Linked DNA regions of Homo sapiens: region 2 is linked to region 1. A link is a loop called in an ENCODE intact Hi-C map of the cell type or tissue named here. Cell type or tissue: PC-9. All regions are shown on one strand.

Region 1 (2,500 bases):
AAAATGTGTGTGTTAAAAGTTTTTTGAAAAGAGTGCTAGGTAAAAGTTTATATTTTGGTGGGCTGATTTCATTGCAAACTAAGTGAGAAAAGACAATCATATATCCAGGCTTTAATTTTCATTTACATTGCAGACACCTGAAGGAAAGTCATTTTTTCTTTCTTTAGATTTCAATTGTACTGCTGATAATTGTATCAGAGTAAACCTATTTGTGGAATCAGATTGAATTAAGATTTAAGCAAGAAACATGAATTTGTGTCTTTAAGGGTTCTCTGTGGGTGGGCTTGAGCTTCTTTCTCAGTGCCTTTGTTTCCTTTTCTCTTTTTTTTTTTTTTTTTTTTTTGAGACAGAGTCTCGCTGTGTTGCCCAGGCCGGAGTGCAGTGGCGCGATCTCGGCTCATTGCAAGCTCTGCCTCCCGGGTTCACACCATTCTCCTGTCTCAGCCTCCCGAGTAGCTGGGACTACAGGCGCCCACCCCCACGCCCGGCTAATATTTTGTATTTTTAGTAGAGACCGGGTTTCACCGTGTTAGCCAGGATGGTGCCTTTGTTTTCACCCTTCCTCTGCCTTCATTTTATAATGGTATCTTCTCTTTAAAGTCACGAGGCTTGAACGGTGGCGGTGGCTCACGCCTGTAATCTCAGCACTTTGGGATGCCAAGGCGGGTGGATCACTTGAGGTCAGGAGTTTGAGACCAGCCTGGCCAATATGGTGAAATCCCGTCCCTACTAAAAATACAAAAATTAGCCAGGGGTGGTGGCGGGCATCTGTAGTCCCAGCTATTCTGGAGGCTGAGGCAGGAGAATCACTTGAACCCAGGCGGTGCAGGTTGCAGTGAACCGAGATGGTGCCACTGCACTCTAGCCAAAGTCACATGGCTTGATGAAGCACAATTAACACAAATAATATGTTCCAGATGTCCTCGATTCTCACCGCACTGGTATGATAATGGGTACTATTATCCCAGTTTGACATATGAGATAGCTGATGATTGGTGAGATCTAGTCACATGACTCTTCAGTGCCATGCACAGCTCATTCCAAACCCAGTGATTTCCCCGTTTTCTGATGTCACCTCTTTTTTCTCCCACCAGTCATTGTTTTTATCAAGAAAAAGTTCAACTTCTTGTAGACATGGTCTGCAGGTTCTGTTTGAGCAGTGTTGGCAAAAACTCAATCTGCTAGTCAGTTAGGGGAAATGTAGCAAAGTTAAAAAGTCATCTTAATTCCCTGGAGGCTCGTCTTTCGTCATACTTTAAATTCTTTTCGTTGCCCACTAGAGGGCAGGCAGATCTGTGTCATCACTGTCTTTTTTTTTTTTTTTTTTTCTGAGAGAAATGAGGACACCCAGTCAAGCAGGAAGAACCTGAAAACTGAGACCAAACATTTCCTTGAAAATTAAAATGTGAATGCTTTTAGCTCCTTGGTAGGCAAGTGATTAAGTTGAAGGTCAGGAAAAAGTTCCTGTGTGCCTTGTTCTTGTTTCTGATTCAAGAGCACTGTTTCCTTCACCCTTTCTGAAATCCCCAGCCCTTTAGTTTAAGGAGGAGGACTTGCAGGATTTAGGAGACGGCAACAAAAGGCTTGGGAACAGGTCGAGTTCTTCTGTTGGCTTGGAATTCTCAAGCGTGGTGCTTAAAGTAATGAGACAGTGGGCTGCTCTATTCATGCCACTGTGTTTAAGCACTCACCGATACGATCTGCTTGTAGTGGAGTTCCAGAGGGAAGCTGAGACCTTGGTCTGTGGTCTGGCATGCTGAGCATGCCCAACAGGCTGCCATTGTCCTTGATGAGCTCCAGCAGGGTAAAGCAAGTGTCAATTTCTGTGTCACTGTCAGTCTTAAAAGTCCTGATTCCTAGTAAAAACCACTTGGCAGCCTGGTGCAGTGGCTCATGCTTGTAATTTCATTGCTTTGGGAGGCTGAGGCAAGAGGATTGCTGAGGCCAGGAGTTGGAGACCAGCCTGAGCAACATAGTGAGACCCCCTTCTCCACACAATTTTTTTTTTTAATTAGCCAGGTGTGGTGGCATGTGTCTGTGGTCCCACCTACTCAGGAGGCTGAGGCAGGAGGACTGCTTGAGCCCAGGAGGCCCAGGCTGTAGTGAGCTGACAGAGTGAGACCCTGTCTCTAAAAAATGAAAACAAAACAACAACAAAAAACTTACTTGGAGTCAGCATGTGGGAAAAGGAAAAGGGAAGGGGGTGATCTTGGTTATATGAGCTGCCTTCATGAACGTGCTGGAGCTTCTATCTCACATAAGCTTGTAAGTGGCTTATGACTGAACTGGATCACAAGATCCCTAAGTGCAGTTGGAAGAGAGAAAACATTATTCAAGTTCCCAGAACTCGAAGTAGAGATAGTTTAAGAAAAACAAAATTAAAGGGTGTCCCACACCCTCATCTGTTTATTTTGGTAGCGGTGGGGGTGGTTTTTTTGTGGGTGTGTTCATTTGTTTTTTGAGACAGAGTCTTGCTCTGTCGCCCAGGCTGGAGAGCAGT
Region 2 (2,500 bases), 150 kb after region 1:
CTTGAGGTCCTTTCCCAGTACTAAACGGTACCAGGCATAGCACCAATGGGAGGAACATCAGGAAGATGTCCTTTTTTTTTTTCTTTTTTTTTTTTCTGAGACAGAGTCTCACTCTGTCTCCCAGGCTGGAGTGCAATGGTGCTATCTCGGCTCACCGCAACCTCCACCTCCCAGGTTCAAGTGATTTTCCTGCCTCAGCCTCCTGAGTAGCTGGGATTACAGGCGTATGCCACTACACCTGGCTAATTTTTGTATTTTTAGTAGAGACGGGGTTTCACCATGTTGGTCAGGCTGGTCTCGAACTCCTGAACTTGTGATCTGCCTGCCTTGGCCTCCCAAAGTGCCGGGATTACAGGCGTGAGCCACCGCACCCGGCCGGAAGATGTCATTTCAAAGCCATGTTGTTCTTTCAGATTCTAGAGTTGATGGTTAACACTGGCAGTCCCTCCTGACTGCCCTCCCGACGCACACTCCCAGGCTAATGAGGAAAAGTCCTAGAGAGCAGCATCAGATGCTTGTTCATGTATAGAGTTTGGTCAACATCACCAGCCCCGGCCCTCCTCTAGCTGACAAACAGGCAGTTGTCTATTTTGGCTTTGACTAGACTCTACTTCCGTTTACCTCAGTCATATCCTTTTTAGATTTGTTTCTCTCCCTTCCCCCACCTTCCTCTTTCCCACTGTTATTTATAAACGTTATACACTTGTTTACAGAGAAAAGAACAAACTTTAAAATTAATTGTTGATACAATTGCCAAATGAATAATGTCCAGGTGTCCGCTTTTAAGCATCACAGGCATCTCTAGTCATCGCTTTTTAGTTGTTACCCTAGGATTGAGAAGACCAACAGCAGGAAAGGTGGTGACTCACACTCAGAACCCAAAAAACAAACACCCACTAATGACTCACACCCTGGAACCAGGGAGATTTTGAGACTTTCTTTTGCTGAAAAAATGCATATGCAAACAACATTCCCATCACCAGGAGGCCAAGCTGGCTCTTCCTGCACGGAATGGGGCTCTGCTGAGGTGGCTGCGAGTCAGGGATGTGTCACCGACCCAGGGATGGAGTTTACTGGGTTAGTAGATGGAGGGCAGCTAAAACTAGAATTTCTTCTTTGCTTTTTTCCAAATGCCTGCTGGAGAAAATCCGATGTATCCTGTGTGAGTCAGTTGTGAGTGTATCTGCTGGGATAAGGGCAAGTTAAGTCACCACTCTCCATCCCCTCTGCTTGTTTTAATTGTGATTTTAATTAGCACGCAGGTCATCTGAGCAGAGGTGTGGCCTTTCATCTGAATGTGGATTTTCTGTCTGTGTGGTCCTTGATTGGCTACTTGGATCTTATAATGATAAAAGAATTTTTAAAGTACCTTTTCTTTCCAAAGTTTAGGGCTTTACTGAACTTTAAATATAAACTTAGGGCCCTCTGTTTATATTTAGATAAAAAAAGAATTGTGAAGATAAAGGATCTTTTGTGGCAAAGTGCTTTGAAACCCTGAGATGAAAGGGAACCCGTAAAGAGAAATTAACCTCATTTATTTTTTAAGCAGCATTTTGCTGCGTGTGTGGACAAATGTAATTTGAGGCAGCTTGAATTAAGAGCCTTGTCTTCACTCCACTCATAACCCTCCCTGTCTCCAACTGAGTCGAAGCACCTCTTTTTTCTTTCACTTCTCTATTCCTCAAGCCAGAGCTTGTCTGGTAGGGAAGGCAAATTCAGGCTTGTAATCCATCCTCTCCCCCCAGGTCTGACTACTCCCTGGCTGGACTTCCGCAGGGGCACCCAGTCCCCTTTGTGGAAGATCCAAAGCTCAACACAGAAAGGGAAAAGCAAGATGTGTGGAGTGGGAGACTTGCTTGGCTTTGCTTCCATTACTTTTGAGAACTCTCATTACATTCCTGAATCCACTGATGCATAGGTGGCAAAGCATTCAAAAGCGCTTTGGGGCAAGACTACTATTTAACTGAGACACACTGGTACCACCACGCCTATTACTAAAATATTAAAATATTTATATTTTGATTTGTAAATAGCCATTGCCCATGCCTTCACCATTGTCAAATATTTTTAATTGTACCAATTGTTTGTAAGCTAGGAGAGGGTTTACCTTCTTAGTTTCACACAGTGTTTAGCCTATCTTGTATATACTAATATGCATATTATGCATAGTATTTGAAATGCATATACTAATTGGTTAGGGGAAGAGAATGCAAAATTCCAGCTGCGTTTTTAGGCTGTCAGGGTAGTGAGAGACCAGTTTGGAGTCTCCCTACAAACTGTATTTGAGTGCTTCTAAGACAGAATTTAGAACTCGAGTTCTCCCATTCATTCTCTTTGGGATTCTGAACCAAGGGAGGGCACACAAAAGGATCGGTGACTGGATAGGAAACAATACCCTTCTACTTAGGAAGCACCAGCTGAAGGCCTAATAACCTCTGGGAGTCTGTGCTGGAGGCAAGGCCCAGGCCTGGGGCTAAAGTTCTCTACTTTCCAATCCGGA

Evidence for each region. Hi-C counts contacts between places; a loop is a spot of excess contacts. Peaks named below come from ENCODE experiments on the same cell type or tissue, not always from the same donor. Only the 100,000 strongest peaks of a DNase experiment are listed, where the experiment ranks them.
Region 2: it touches region 1 in a loop (5-fold over the local background); 13 of 110 quality-filtered maps call a loop at or near these places.

Annotation. Positions count from the first base shown.
Region 1 is chr3:27,680,154-27,682,653 of GRCh38, reverse strand. No RefSeq gene overlaps it. Among named protein-coding and RNA genes, the nearest start is that of LINC02084, 32 kb to the left of the region's middle. In PC-9, a CTCF peak has its summit at 1,261 (motif pointing right); a DNase peak (open chromatin) is centred at 1,323; H3K4me3 peaks cover 344 bases; H3K27ac peaks cover 1,250 bases.
Region 2 is chr3:27,532,546-27,535,045 of GRCh38, reverse strand. No RefSeq gene overlaps it. Among named protein-coding and RNA genes, the nearest start is that of SLC4A7, 49 kb to the right of the region's middle. RefSeq lists a silencer at 894-1,188 and enhancers at 556-1,499, 1,500-2,442. In PC-9, CTCF peaks have their summits at 775 and 976; a DNase peak (open chromatin) is centred at 1,005; H3K4me3 peaks cover 1,099 bases; H3K27ac peaks cover 2,500 bases.